Linked DNA regions of Mus musculus: region 1 is linked to region 2. Evidence: chromatin loops called from intact Hi-C (ENCODE). Cell type or tissue: left cerebral cortex. All regions are shown on one strand.

The links. Peaks named below come from ENCODE experiments on the same cell type or tissue, not always from the same donor. Only the 100,000 strongest peaks of a DNase experiment are listed, where the experiment ranks them.
Region 1: a loop joins it to region 2, with 10 times the contacts of the local background. A loop is called at or near these places in 6 of 42 quality-filtered maps.

The regions. Positions count from the first base shown.
Region 1 is chr10:39,537,325-39,545,324 of GRCm38, reverse strand. All of the region lies in intron 12 of Fyn (Fyn proto-oncogene), which reads right to left. Among named protein-coding and RNA genes, the nearest start is that of Gm40627, 49 kb to the left of the region's middle. In left cerebral cortex, no CTCF peak of the experiment used is centred here; DNase peaks (open chromatin) are centred at 2,510, 3,062, 3,577 and 4,141; H3K27ac peaks cover 2,424 bases.
Region 2 is chr10:39,625,488-39,633,487 of GRCm38, reverse strand. It overlaps Traf3ip2 (TRAF3 interacting protein 2), which reads right to left. Exons shown (of 9, transcript NM_134000.3): 2 at 6,829-7,638. The coding sequence starts at 7,630. The region is part of intron 2 of E130307A14Rik (RIKEN cDNA E130307A14 gene); the gene reads left to right. Among named protein-coding and RNA genes, the nearest start is that of Gm16364, 16 kb to the right of the region's middle. In left cerebral cortex, no CTCF peak of the experiment used is centred here; DNase peaks (open chromatin) are centred at 1,656, 3,122, 4,263 and 7,531.

The DNA of each region.
Region 1 (8,000 bases), 88 kb after region 2:
AGCGCAGACCTTCAAGGTTGGCGTATTCTATACTTACACTGTCCCAGTACTTTGGCTAAAGCTGTTAAACCACAACTGCTCAGCAGCAGCAGCGACAACAACAAAACAACAAAGGCCCACTTGAGCAGTGACTTACTCAATCCCCAATGGCCAAATATGTTGTCTTCTTTGACCAAGATTTAAAAAAAACAAAACAAAACAAAACAAAAAACCCAAAAAAACAAAAAACAAAAAAAAACCCCAAAACAACAACAACAAAAAAAAAACTGACTACAAAGAAAATACTAGCGATATAATAATGTAAGAGATGATGGCTTTTCTCAGCCTACCCAGCCTAGTGCTCTCTGCTTTAAGTGAAGACGCGATGTCCGGTTAGAGTCACATCAGGATGGGCCACTCCAAGCCCAAGTCACAGTCCAGTTAAAGGAATGGCTGCATGCCCAATGGTCAGCCAGGAAACCTGTCCTCTACTTCTGCCTCAGACAGAAACGGGTCTTGACTTAGTAGCTTCCTGTAGCGGACTCTCCTTCATACGTTAAGATGGTGACAATGTTTGAAATGCTCACAGGGACACTCCAGATACCTTTTGTCCCAAGGCTGCTTTCTGAATGATGTAAAAGGAAGAGCTAGGAAAAAGGACCACCTCTCTGTAGTGACAGTGGCAGCAAGCCCGACGGTGGGCTGGGCTAGAATGTTCTTCCAAAGGGCAAGAATGGTCATGTAGAAATCAGGCTCTGCAGATACGAGTGGAGCTGGTAAAGACGGAATTTAATGACGTTAAAATAAATGAAGAAAAGGAGTTTTGGAGTGAGGCAAACCTGGGCTTGCAGACTGGGTTTGCCAGACCCTTAAAAGCCCAATTGTCAGCCGGGCAGTGGTGGCGCATGCCTTTAATCCCAGCACTTGGGAGGCAGAGGCAGGCGGGTTTCTGAGTTCCAGGCCAGCCTGATCTACAAAGTGAGTTCCAGGACAGCCAGGGCTACACAGAGAAACCCTGTCTTGAAAAACCAAAAAAAAAAAAAAAAAAAAAAGCCCCAGTGTTAGTTTCCTGTCTGTAACTTGGGATGGCAGGAGGTACACAGGTCTCAGCAGAGTGTCTGATGCCCAGTAAGTAACAAGCTGAGAGCTGAGAAAATGCTTTGATGGAGTTGCACTGACAAAGGCCCTCAGCATCACTGCCCTTCGAAACTTCCAAAAGCTGGAAAGAGGATGCAGAGAATCCCCACACTCATCCATCAGCCACCGAGAATTCCAAGTGTCCTCCGCCGAGTCCCTGAGCACAGCGTGGGGCACTCCAGGGTCGCCAGGAGGAGGGAGCCACTGAGTCCCTGAGCACAGCGTGGGGCACTCCAGGGTCGCCAGGAGGAGGGAGCCGCCGAGTCCCTGAGCACAGCGTGGGGCACTCCAGGGTCGCCAGGAGGAGGGAGCCTCCTGTAGGAATGTTCTAAAGCTGGAGGAATGCAGCTACTGGGCTGAACCTACAGAGCTACAAAGTGGTTTGTCTCGAAGATGATGGCTCGGGCCATGGAGGAGATGAGGGAGATGGGGGACAGAGAAGGGACCAGTGTGACTCATGACTTCCCCAGACACAGAACGGATCACAGCTGGGGTCAATACAAGCCTGTTGGGGCCATCACACACCACAAGCTCAGTCCAGCCTGGGACTGTCGGTGACAGTTCCACTGCACTGTCTCAGAGATTATCTCCTCCAGCTAAAGAAGCAGGGCATCGGAGGAAGCGATCCAAAGAACCAGGGCAGCAGAGGAAGCCATCCAATGCACTGGCTTCAACAATAGAGCCTAGGTTTCTAAACCAAAGAGCCACCCCCAAAGCCTCTTTAACTCCAAAGCCACAGACTGTGCGAATTATCCTATACAATGCTGAACAGTATGTAGTACTTTGACTGTACAGTCACCCTAGAGAAGAACAGCAGCCATGACTATGGCAGTAACAGTAAGCTGACTGGATGGTGGAGACAGCAAGAAGTCTAGGACAGGATATCCTGTGTTAGGAGCTGAAGCAAAGCTGACCCAACCTGGAATTTGGTGGTGATTCAAGTACAATAATAATTTCAAACCCGGTCAAATTTGGCAGAGGAAAACTCCTAATTCTCATAATAGGCCAAGGATGACGTTCAAATTTCCCAAATGCTTCTGAAATCATAAACTGAGTGTTTCCAGTTACCCCTGGTAACATATTCTGCTGAAATTTCCACTCTAAGTTCATAGAGTTTAGCGTCATGTTTTGAGAATAAATATAAAGGAAAATCCAGCTGCACGAAAGGATGATTGATATTCCATTTGAAATTTTTAGCTTACGGGGCTGGGGATGGGGCGTGGAGGAAGGAGTCTGACAGAGAAGGTGACAAGGATTAAGACAGTGCTGTCTCATCAGGGACTCTGAGAGGGGAGAGATGAGTGAAACCTGAGTGCCAGGAGACAGGAGTTGGGCCTGAACATAATGTAAAACTCTGGGCTGATTAACTAGGCGCAGATCCAAGGTCTGTTTGGGATAAATCCATGGAAGAAACGTTCAAGCTGAAAGCGTGAGCAAGCTCCCCGGGGGCTGAACAGTGAGCATGGATAGAGAGGGTTCTTGGCAGGCCCATTACTCGGTTAAGAATGTAGCAGAACACAGACAGAGTGAGCCACCCACCAGAGGGACCTGGGCGACGCCAGGCCACACTGTGCTAGGCAGTGTGGACAGTGGGGATACTGAGTGGGACAGGCTCATCATACTGGGGCTTGGCTCTGAGTCTAGAAAAAACGTCCCAAGAGGAGGGGACGTACAGAAGACAAGCATGACCACAGGTTGGTTTAAACTGTCTTCTGCTTTCCAATCTGGCAAAGTGCCTATGTTTCTGGGACCCTGTGGAGAGCAGTGTGTTGGGCCCAGGTACCTTCCTTTGGTTAGGAGAAAGGCTCGTAGCTGCAGGCAGTGTGCATGTGCTCTGCCTGTCCCTCACTCTCCAGCTGATGCAAATGCAGGCTCCTTCTGCCAGCCAGCAGAGTACGACAAGGAAGCCAGAAGACGTTTCTGATGTTTGATGGCAGTCTGCAGTTCCTATTTAAACACTTTAAAATCACAGAGGGTGACCATCTGCTTCCTTAGTGACGATTACCAAGAAACGTGGGCTGTACAAAGTGAGGGCTTGCTCCTGACCATTCATAAACAACTGCCAGGCAGCTCTGCCCAAAACAGCACAGAGGAGAGGACGATGCCCCTGTGAGCACAAAGCAGGACTACTGGTGGGCTGGGCAGACAGAGGAAGGTGCTCAGAGTCGGCTCAGGGACCTGTGCTGGCACCAGGCCCTGTCTGCATTCCCTAGGCCACCTCACAGAGCTGTCCAAGGATGGAAGTGGTAGAAATCAGTTTCCTGCCACCCTGCAAGCATTTTTAATCTTAAAAGGGACTAGGGAGAAATGAGTGATTTAAAAGCCCCCTTCGTTTATTTCATCTGGCTGTCAGCACAGCCTTGCTAGGAGGGGATGATGCTCCCAACAGTTCATCTCCATTTCCCAGCATCTGCCCTGCTCCCCTGACTACTAATCTAGGCGGAAGCTACAGCAGATGAACAAAGCTGTCCCTCCCAGAGACACCAGTGGTAGGAAGCCTAGAGACAGAGGCAGCGGAATACAAATGAAGCCGACTTCTGCCCAGGGACAGAGGTGCACCAAACTCTGGCCCTGGACAGTTCAGGGAGGCAGCTTGGCTCAGTTCTGCACGTGGGGCTCAGCACATGGCTTCTGGCAGCTCTGGGGATGATAAACTCCCCGTGTGGGCCTGTGGGGTGGTGTGGCCTGGTCACTTCACTACAGCCTTTTAAAAGCTCTGCCTGGGGAATAAGAGACGGGAAGAGGTTTGCTTTTCTTAAAAGATGGGTTCAGTTCTTTAGCAAGGAAAGAATTAAATTAAATTCAACAATTAACAGGATTCCACCTCCCCCCTTCTCTGCTGACATTTGCTGTTCAGGTCACAGCACACAGTGTGGGAATGGCGATGCTGTTGTTGACAGAGAACAAGAAATTCATACGCTGAGGGGAGCAGAGGGAGGGCACCTCGTGGTGAGATCAGCCTTGATCTGCCACTGGATTACAGGGCCTCTGAAGCAGCTGATTAATAATTCTGCAGGAGTCCTTGAGCTGGAACAGCGGCGGGCGGCCTGAGTCTAATAATCCCCAGTCATCAGAACAAAGGAAAGACAGGAACTGCATTCACAGCTCTGCATTGTGAAACTGGAAAGCTAAAAGAATCAGGGACCCAGTCCTTCCTGACCGTGTTTGTCAACCTAGCTGCCTGCTCCTTTGTGCTAAATGGCTACTGTGCTTTTTGAATCCAAAATCTGATTACATTTAATTAGCACCGGCATCTGGGATTTCTAATACACAAAGAGTTATTAAAGTAACAAATCTTTCTAAAATATGTTCTCCAAGAAAGAACGTGTTAATTTATGCAGTAACAATTTTTAACGTGAACGAATGAACATGGAAACTGTAACAATTATGAATTCTTTGTAGTCTAATTTATAAGTGAATTTTACTCTAGACAATAATCTATTCAATTTAAATGCTCAATACTGGGAGTATTTGAACAGACACATTTTTCTTGTTCTACTTAATATATAAACCAGTAACAAAGTTACCCAGAGTTCTGAGTGTTCTCCTTTTGTCCAAATAGTCCACAGACTCAAAGATTACATCGTTTTGACATGTGTTTCCTATATGCTCGTTTGGTTGCTGCCTTGGAACAAATCAACCAACCCACCAAACCCACAGAGAAACTCCATGTTCCTGCTCTTCATGATTCAAATGGGGACAAGGCCTGGCAGGAGGCAGTGGGAAGGCCCTGTACAGCATGGCTCGTGGGTACTATCTGTGGGCGTGTATGCAGAGGACGGCTGTATGTGTCTATAGGGTCAACTTATCACTGCTTTTGTTAATGCCACTGCCAACTGCACTAAGTCCTCTGTGGTGAGTGCTTCCTGTCTGTTCTCAGACCGTGTGACAATTTTGTTTGCAGAAGAAGGCAGGTTCAAAGCAACTTATCCCAGGTGCCCGAGCAGATCTGCAGAGATTCCAGGACTCATACTAAGATAATGCCACGACTTCTCCGGCCAGGCTCAGAGTCAGCCCAGGCCTGGCCATCTTTTTGAACAGAGTGAGGAATACAGAGAAAGGAGGTAGGAGGTCTGGGAGGAGAAAGTCCTGTGAGGGAGAACAGAAGCAAAGGACACCAAACAGCTCTGCCCTTTCTAAGCCACAGCCACCAGAGAGGGGGTCCCAGATGACTATGCTGAGGCCCAGAGAGGCTGCAACCCAAGGGAAGGCAGAGCTAGGCTAGCATCTGAGCACAGGTCTATCTAGCTGGGAAGCTAGCTCCTGAACTTCCCCCAGAGACCAGCTCACAGTGTGCAGCAAACACCGACATAAGCAACAACCTTCTCTAAGGGTTCTTGCAGGATTACAGAATTCTAGCACTCCATTTCTGGGAAGCCTGTACATACTGCACAGAGAGCAGAAAAGTGTGTCTGCAGAGAGCGAGGAGAAGGGCAGTGATAAGAGCTATGTCCACTGCTGTACACAGACAGTGCCAATAAATGTTCCGTGCTCATGAGGGCTGTATTCAGTCTTTAGGCCCCCATCCCCACAGAGGAACAGCGAGACCTGTGTTAGTGATATCCAGGAGAATTGCTACCAGGATTCATGTGAGAACTTATGTACATATGTGATGTCAGACACAATAATGATATATAATAAATATAAATAAAAACCATGTGCATGCAGCTCGGGGCTGTGGATAGTTCTTTTCTTTCTTTTTTGGGGGTGGGGGTGAGGGTGGGGGTGGGAGTGGGCAGTCTCTCTATGTAGCCCTGGTTGCCCTGGAACTCAGACCAGGCTGGCCTCAAACTCAATAGATCTGCCTGCCTTTGACTTCCTAGTGCTGAGATTAAAGGTGTGTACCACCATACCCACCCAGCCATGAATGGTTCTTAACAGGAGGAAAGAATGAAGGCCTGCCCAAGACAATGGAGGGGCAGGGTTAGTTGACTCTCCCTTCGTTGAGTTCAGAACAGAGGGTCTGTGGGACATGTAGATAGAACCAGAAAAATAGACTGGTCTGGGCTATAAATAATGATATGTGTGTGCTCTTGTACACATGCACATTCATATGCACACATTCCACACACATCCACTCACCTATCTATCATCTATCAATCAGTCAATCAATCAATCATCCACCTATCTGGCTGTGTATTATGGCTTTATAAGTACCTTTCCTCTATTGATTACTAACATTTTTTTCTCTTTAAATGATTTTTAATACCATAAAACCCTCTCTATGGAAAACATGTCAATCACAAAAAATTGAAGTTTTAAAATAATTCTTCATATTTTACCACCCTCAAATTTTTATAGATTGCTTACTCAATCATATAGTATCCATGTGAGGCAGGCCCTGTTACTATCTATTTTACAGAGGATAAACATGATGCTCCAAAGAGGTAGCTGATTTGCTTGAGGCCACCCTGTGTGTCAGTGACAGAAGTGGTTTAAACCTGGGGGTTCTGATTTCCAAACCAGGCAAGTCACCTAGCTGCAGTTGCCTTTTAAATCGGTGTTCTTGGGACAGCACCTGCTGCTGACAAGCCAGTACCAGCCCTTCTGACAGGGTGAGTACCCGGGAGATAGGGGTGTGTCTCCCGCCCGGCAGCTTCATCTGTACCAGCCCAAGTAGAGTTTGCCCTACTGCTCCTCCGTACAGTGATGGGGCACATGGTACCTCTGCTCAGTGAAATATCAGTCTGCTGTGAGAAGCCAAGGCCTGTTACAGGAAGCAAGAAGCAGATCAAAGAGTACGTCACGGCTAGGCGAGGCTATTCCTGAGAGTGGTGGCTTACTAAGGAAGGGATCTGTGAAGTCACACTCATGAACTTCCTTACAGGCAGAGGGAATCTGAAGCAACAGAAAACAGCCCTCTCTGGGGCCGATTGTGGACTAGAGTGGAATGAAATGGTCTTTATAGGTCTGTCTTTCTCTGTGAGGTGCTTTCAAAACTATGTAAACACATACCCAGTTGCATACCAGATTTGTCTACTTTACTGGATGAATGTAAATTTTAAAAAAGAAAATAGAAAAAAAAAAGAGAAGAGAAGAGAAGAGAAGAGAAGAGAAGAGAAGAGAAGAGAAGAGAAATCAAGTGTCCACAAGAGCAAGTCATTGCTAAACATGGCCAGGTCTAGCTGAGCTGAGTGTGCCAGGTTCAAATCAGCATTAGCCAGCTCTCAGCTGCTTGAGGAATGAGGAAAAAGACCAAGTCTGTGGAGAGTTCTCCCACCCATTTTCATTTTCCATGAGAAGGAACGGATGGCCAGGGGCTGTGACAGAGGAGCAAACAACTGATGCTGAGGAGAGGGTGTGGCTCAAGAGCACAGCCTCACCTCGAAGCCCTGGGCCCAGCTGGGGGCTCCAGTAACTTCTGGAAGGATCGTGGGACTGGGGGTAGAGAGGTGGCTGTCAGTAGAGTTCTAGGAGAGGCGTAGGTGACAGAGTGGGAAGGATGAGGGTCAGAGGACCCTGCTGTGGCAGTGGATCAGCTGCGATGCTGCAGCAGCTTCTCTGGGCTTAGATGCACCGGCACAGACACCTCAAATACAACAAATCCCAACTCATACTCATTCTCTCTCGCTGAGATGTTAAGATGGCCCCGACGTTCTCCCTTCTCTGCTGCTGACAGTGCCACTCTAACCATAGCCTACACCTGCCTCCTGGAAAGGGCCTTTAGCTTCTTTTTTAACCCTGAATGGTAATTGGCTCTTTCCAGTACAACTGCAACCTACCCATTTGTTTATTCTCTAGCAGCCTGGTCCTCTGTATAGTAAAAACAGAACAGCAGCAAGCGACACTGTCCAGTTCCTACTCGCTGGGGCTAGGTTAGACACACAAGTGCTTTCCAGTAGCTGCAAACACGCACAGACAGGGAAGATGCATTTGCAGTTAAA
Region 2 (8,000 bases):
AGAAAGCATTTTTTTCTTGTTTAAAAAAACGGTCATTGGTTTTAAATCCTCGCTTGACTTATAGTATTAGTTCTGTTGGCCTGCCAGTGTAACATATATGAGGGAGACACAGAGAAATAAACTGGCAAAGAACCTAGAAGTGACACAGTTAGGATTCACCCCGCAGGGTCAGGAATAGGGAGAATGGCACTGTCCTGTGTTTGGTATGCATAAGAATCCTTGCGTACTTTAAAGGCTTGTTCAGGGGAGTGGCAGCCTCCACCACAGAATAGCAAGCACCGATGTATGTGTACTAGTGTGTCTGTTTCCAGGTCCCCACTGTCTGCACTCGGCTTGGTTGGGTGACCCTGGCAGTTTACTAGGGCTACTAAGACTCTCAGGCCTGGCCAAATCCCCTGGAGCCGTTTCATTGTGTGCCTTGACCCTTATATCAGCCGTATCCTTCCTACCATTTTTTTTTTCCTCTTGCAGAAAGTGACTGTGACCCTCCAACCTAGACTGTCTACTAGCTTTGACAATGACCCCTGTCCTGCTATTGGTAAGCCCTAACTATTGCCAACAGAATGTTTGAGGGAAGGGAGGAGAAGAAAGGGATTGCCCAGGCTTGTCCCAACACGGGGCTGACAAAGGCAACCAGGACTGAGGGGGCCTCTAAGAATGGGGAGACAGAACCATGGAGATTTCTGTGGTCTAGGAGAAAGTCTGCCACTAAGGTTTTGCTTTGATGGCCTTCCTAGAGCCGGTCAGATAGATTCCAGGTCTAGATTGCCAGTGGGAGTTTGGGGCAGCCAGGCAGGTTGCTACCGCTGCTCAGGCTAAAACAGAAAAACCATCCTGCAGTCACGTCACTGACCAGAGCCCAGCTCTCCATTAGGTTAGCCTGCTTGGATTGAGAGACAGCTCAAGCTGCAATTCTGCCAGGCTCTACTGCATTTAAGATCCAGCCTTTGTGACCAGGTCCCTCTCCATCGATCTTGCCTCCCACAGCGCTGCCACAGGCTTATCATGGCCCACCTTCATCTTGAATACCCCAAGCTGGTCACCACCTCTGGGATCTGAGCTTACCATCTTCACTACTCAGAAAGATCTTGCCCTAAATCTTCACAGATCAACTTCATGACCCCTATCACCTACCTGTTCTAGGAGACCCAGCCCTCGACACGTTAGCCTCTCCTTCCCTTGGTTTATTTCACTTATCACGGGGTGGGTGGAGTTTTTGACATCATTCACCAAGCGAAGTGCAGCTACAGAGGCAGTGTTCAATGACTGAGCAGTTAGTAACACAGGCAGCTTATGCACGGAACAGGAGCCATTTTGAACTGTGCAGCCTGCTTGCTAAGTCTTGGTTTGCTATACTGCCTGCTTCATGTCTGCTGTTCACTCTTTTAGAAATCAGTTTTGCCCTCCAGAAATGAGAAAGACAAGGTCAGAGAGGAGAAACTGGCAGGGCCCTGAAAGCTTTTCAATGGGAGATGCTGAAAGTGAACTCAAGTGAAGTTTTCACTCTTTGGAGCCATTTTTTGCTTCCCGCACCCATTAATGAGTACCTAATAACATTTGATTCGCGTTAAAGGGACTCGAAAGCTCTAATCACAGGGTGTGCTTCCTTTCCAGAAGGCGGGTGTTAGTGCTGTTAATCAAAAGCCTTTGAATCGAGGTCAGATGATTTCGAGCAGATTACTTCCCCCGCACAACATGTTTTTGTCTCATAGCAACAAATCGTATCATTAAAATCGCTAAGCACGTGGGCTGTTTGATGAGCCGTAACTCATTTCTGAAATAGCCACCTGTGATAAGAAGTTACACCAGTGCGTATGAGCAGACGAAATGGCCCACCTTGTTGCTTCTTAGGGTATCAACAATATAATCCTCCATGCCATCCTCTTGTTTAAAACACAAAGTGACTATCAGAGGGTCATCCGAAATGAACCCGTTCCTTCTATGTGTGGAACTCGGGCCGTTTTGCCTGGACATTTGGCTAGTTGTTAAATTAGAAAGTCTGTTTATTAGGTAAATAACCATCTCTTCATTGCTTGAGTTTTATGTTGTTTTTTTGTTTGTCTGTTCTATGTTTTCATTCCCTGGGTCTATGTGCACAAGTGTATACCCCTCTGCATGCTTGCAGGTCAGAAGACAACTCGTGAGGATTGGTCCTCTCTGCCCTGTGGGTCCCAGGAGTGCATCAGGGATCAGGCTTACTGACAGGCATCCTTACCCACTGAGCCAGACTGCCTGGCCTCACTGCTCAAACTGTAATCCTTCTGTTCCACTAGCGTGGCCAGGCCTTTCTGGCTCCGTGCTGTGCTGAGTGCTGGTCTAGGTGTGCTGAGGACTGGAGAGTCGGAGCTTCTGTTTCCCAGAGAGAGTGGTTTCCCTCAGAATGGGATACAGATTCCTTCCCATGCTTTGCATCCTTCCTGCTCTGGGCTATCACTCTCTCTGCCCTCGTGGCCTCTGTTCTTGGCGCCATAGCAACATCAGTCTCTTTGCTTCTTTGACCTTCTCGTTCCTTAGCTTTCAGCTCAACTGTCTGTCAAATGAGACCTGCTCTGCCTGCCTGCCTATTAATAGCCTTTCCAACCCCTGGCATTTTCTTTATAGCATATATGCTTTCTCGTGTTATATGCATATTTTTATTTATTTTCTGTCTCCTCTGCTTGTGTGCTGTATTTGACATTGTGTAGTGCCCAGTACACAGCACGGCATGTTTTACTAAATAAATTGATAAATGAATGGGCATGTTTTATTTACAAGTTCATTTTCCTTCCTTCTTTCTTTCCCTGCTACACAATTAAAGATGGCTTTCAAAGACTTGATGTCACCAAGACTCTACCAATGATTACAGAGAGGTTTCTCCTTTCCCCAGAAGGTAGAGCCTTCTTTTCATTCATTCAACAAATATTTATAGAACCTCTACTCCCAGGCACATAGTGAGCAAAGATAAAAATGAGACAGTTCCCTTATGCAGTGCAAGATAAACAGAGACAGAGAGAAATCTGTGTGTCTGTAGGTGTCTGTTTTTCAACACAAACCCACACTAGTCAGTGTGTGAGAAGGCGAGGCATATAAATCAGGAGCCACCTACTTGAGAATTGCTACTCAAAAATAGCTTCCCACCGGCTTGTCTCCTGAGCCTAAAATTCCATCAGGAGAGTTTTCTCTGTAGGAGATGGAAGGTGGGTGATGTGACAGACAAATGACTTGCTAGCGAGTAACTCCTCCGCTCCGAGGCGGTGGGTGCTGAGCACAACATGAGAACAGCCGATGGAAATCTTGTACCGTGCTAAATGAGCGCCCAGCACCGCCTGTTGTTTGTCAGTCTCGTGAGCCGCTTGGCTCCAGTACAGACAGTCTTCATGTCACTGGGCTCTGACCACTTGGAATTGTAAACCAAGCCCTAAATGAGGTTTTCTGTGTATCAGGAAAAACCGTCAGCATTTTTCTTCCTTATTAAGATGGTAGTAAAAGAGCTTATGAGGGAGGAAATAAAAATCTGATTTTCAAGTTGTCAAAAAACATCACGATGAAATGTGATCAGTTTAGCCAGAAAGCAAAATGGCCAACATAAACTGTTAGATGAACTCCCACAGCTGGAAGCAGCTGTGGCTCCAGCAAGGCAACGCCTTCCTCTGTCGTTTCTTCCATCTGGTGTAGTGTTCCCTGCTTTAATTGTAAATGCATTTTAGCATACAGTCACACGGACTATCTCTGTGTGTGTGCGTGTGTGTGCATGTGTGTGTGCGTACATGTGTGTGAGGTGTGTGTATATGTATGTGTGCCTGTGTCCATGGGAGCATGTACCTATCATGTTATCATATTCTGCCACCTTAATAAAGGAAGCAAAAGTTGTATATAACATAAGGGCTCAGACTTCATCTGTTGACCTTCAGTTGAAAGGTTCTCAGACAACAGAGAACGACTTCTCCTGGAGCTTTAGTGAGGAAAACATTTCTTGTTTTCATCTACTTTGGATTTTTTTTTTAACATGAAAAGGATGACCAGTAACGTTACTTTTGCTTTAACTTGCAAAGCGTGAAGAAACACCATTTACATGGTGATCATTATTTATTTATATACTCATTAACAGGCAAGGAAGCACTGCTCTTCCAAAGCCGAGCAGAAGAACCACGTGGCCCTGGTTCCACTGCACAGCCTCTGTCAGGTGAAGAGCTCTTCTGAAGTGCTTTTGTTGGCAATTAAGTGCAGTTATAGTTCTGACATGAAACTAAGCATTTGTATACCTGTCCTGAATGTCTAAAATCCGTGCCAGCAAAGAGGGATCTGCAAGTGAAGGCTTCCTCCACAGGGCTGGGCTGCGGGATCCATTTCCAAATAGCAGCAAAGCTAAGAACTGCTCGCGCTGGGGCTTGCTGTCAGCCAGCCTCTTTGCTAGAGCCTTTAGTGCATTATCTCATTTAGTCCTCACAGCAACCTCCTGGGAGGAGTCCTTGATGCCCTGCTGGGCACTTCATTAATATTCCAGGGCCACAGTACCTAGCACAAACCCCCACAAGCACTGGGCCACCCTGATCCCTCTGATTAGGACTCTCAGGAGCAAGGGTCAAGGGTACGCAGTGTGAGCTAAGGCAAGCTCAGGTTTTAGACATGTTTGTTCCTTTCCACTTTTATTTATATTTTAATCATAGAAATAATGTTATAAAAAATTAACGCATGTCTATTAATATTACAAGGAAAAGTAAGTTCTTCCTTGATCCTTCTTAATTCCCGGCTTCCTCTCATGTTAGTACAATCCTTCAGGACTTTTAAAGGTGTATATTAACACAGGTAATTTCCTTTCTAGTAAACACATAAGGGATCAACACTGTATCTTGTCCCCACCCCCTTAATCCTTTTTATGTCAGAACGTATACACTGTGTTTATGCCACACAATACGGAGCCAGTAGACCACTGTATAAATAAGCCATGGCATGCAGGTGCTCTTCAGCCTGTGTTGAGCTATGACTCCATGCATTCATTACAAATGGAAAATGTCAAGTCAACCCCACAGCACTGTTACCTTCGGAGCTGACCACCCTGTAATGGATGGGCTGTTTATCAGAGACCTAAAGCTGAGCAGGCACTGTGGCTCTCTTCAGCCTCTGTCCAGTCCATCATTCCACACCATCCTCAAGTTAACTCTCAGATCAGAGATCATCGCTACTGCTCCTGCCCAGTATTAATTGGCAGTAGCTTGCTTATTTTCATACAGTGTTTTAAAAATATTATTTATTTGTGCATATCATACAGAGAGAGAGAGAGAGAGAGAGAGCATCAGATCCTTTGGAGCTAGAGTTACTTGGTTGGGTACTGGGATCCAATCTCTGATATTCCTGATTGAGCAGAAATTATTCTTAATCTCTGAGCCATCTCTCCAGCCAGCACAAAGTAGTTTTTTGTTTTTGTTTTTTAATAAATAACATGTGAGCCAGTATGTGGGTTTGTGGACTTTGAGGGCAGGTGCCCCAAGAAGCCAGAGGCATCAGATCTCCCTGGAGCTAGAGATGTAGGCAGCTAGGAGCTGCCTGACATGGGTAGTGGGAATTGAACACAGGTTAACTGGAAGGGCAGAGTACTCTCGTGAGCTCCTGAGCCATCTCTCCTGCCCTCCTGTCCTCCTGCCCTCCTGCCCTCCTGCCCCCAGTGTTTTAATAACATGCTGTTTGTATATATTTTTGCTTCTTTGATGTTTCTATTGGATACATTACTAAAAGTAAGGCTGCTGGCCAAAGGGTATGAATCCCCTTTTGATGAATAGTGAAACTGCCTTCCAGAAGTGCATCCAATTCTGCTCTTACCAAGAGTATATACAAAAGTATTCATTATCTTATACCCTAAGTATGTGCAAGGTTTTATTTTTGCATCCATCATTACATAAAATGTGTCATTGATTTTTTTTTTTGCATTTCTTTTTTAATCTGTGTGTGTGTGTGTGTGTGTGTGTGTTTGGGTGCCACAGTGCACATTGTAGAAGCCAGAGGACAATTTGCACAATGGCTATCCTTCCATTATGTGGTGCATCTGTCTCGGCAGCAAGTGCCCTTAGTCACTGAGCCATCTCACTAGCCCAAGTGAGCATTTTAAAACAATGCTGGAAGTACACTTAAAAGCACTGCAACCTATTTTATATTACGTATATATGCAAAGGATTTTTTAAAAAGCCCACTGGAAGTAAATATATCAAAAATCCCACAATAGGGACTTCTCATTGGGTAAAGGAAATAGCCCCTTTTCACCGTCTGGGCATATTTCATTTGGAGGAAACTACCCACACATTGCTGTTCTGACCAGAAAAAGTATCATTAGGTAAGGAGAAGTAGAATTTCAGAAGCCTTTTAAACTAACCTGGAAATGTTGAGAACTAAACCCAACATCTGCCTTACCAAAGTTTAGTTCCCAGCGTTTCATAGGTAAGAAATCCAGCACACCTGTGCTGTGACTGGCACTCAGCAGGCACCCGGCCCCGCCCACGTCCTCTGCCATCTGTGACAGGGAAAGGAGAGGAAAAGGAAGAACCCAGGAAGAAGCGCCAAGAACTAGGAAAAAACGAATTTTCTAGAACTCACTAGGATCTTCTCTCTGTCTAGAGGCATGTCTCAATGTGCTCCAATTGGGGATCCACTTTGTCCTAACTTTCCTAGAGATTCGAGTGAGGCAGGCCTTGGCTAACAAAATGCACTGTTAAGGTCCCTTTGCAAACCAACTGCTCATGCAAACGCCTGCACCAGAGAACACTCCCCGACAGCTAGTCTCTGGACGTTGGCAGTGTTGTGAGGTCTCGTTTCCTCAGTCCTAGTCCAGAACGTCCAGAAGCGGTAAGGATAACTTACGTGGCACCTGGTGGTGGTAGGGCCCTCCGGGGCAGTAGTACTGACAGTTCCATGGGGCCTGTGGGGAAGGATGGGGCGGCAGCAGCTGGGCGTTCATTGGATACCTCTCAAGTTCAAACTGAGGTGGCAATTCCCTGGACCTCAGAGGCCCAGGGAGGTCCTGCAGGTAACACGAGGAGGTGAGGGGCAATGGCCTCTCCAACTGCCTGATGCCCAGGACATCTTGGGGCTGGGAATCATAGCCAGTGTCTATCGTGGGCACATCTGGGGCTGCCCTGTGCCTGTGGGGCCCAGGCCGGGGCCGGGGCCGGGGCATCATCTCTTGGCCACCACTGAAGGAGTCTGCCAAAGCATTAGGTAAACTTGGGTCTGATTTGTCTGATTCATGGCCAGTGTCAGGAGAAGCTGCTGAAAGCTGAGATCCCAGCCATCTATTGCGTTTTTCCGTAAGTGTGAACCGATGCTCTGGAGGGAGGGCTCCGAGCTCAGACTCAGGCTCGCTGGCTCCAGAGGAACATGAGGAAATATCTTTGCCAAGTTCAGGGTGCCTTCTAAAGAAACTGGCTTCACCTTCCTCCAGGACTTTAGCTCGCAGGCAGGTGACCTGTTGTGACACAGGCTGGTGGTTTGCCAGTTTCAGGGGAGGGCACTGGAGCACAGACAAGCTGCTGGGTGCCATGTTCCTTGTATTGGGGGCAGGTGGTTCCAATTCCTCTTCTGGAGAGTATTCTGGGATCGGTTTCAGCAATTGACTCGGGAATGGTTCTGATTCATCAACCTCCACGGGAATGCTTCGGTTCATTCTAGTTTCTGAAACAAGAGAAAACATGCCAGTCTCAGAAGATAGATCAGTGCTTGGAGTTCCCATTTTATGACCTTAAAGGACCTGGTTCAGGATGTGGTTTAAATTAACAGTAGTGTGACAGCATTGTGCTCGCAGGGCCCCAGTCACATAAAGTTGTTTACTTAGCCTGCAGGCAAAGGCTCTCTGCTTATTAAGATATTTTATCTGGAAGGCAGTTGAAGAAACATGACCAGAAGTTGGTCTGTGGTAGGAATTGCTTACCAGCAAGGGGAAAACATGGGTGAAAGTCCACTGCCACATACTGAGGAGCTGAAGTGGGCTTCACACTGATTGGCATGAAGTGGGCTGCTTGTGTGCTTGGAGTGCG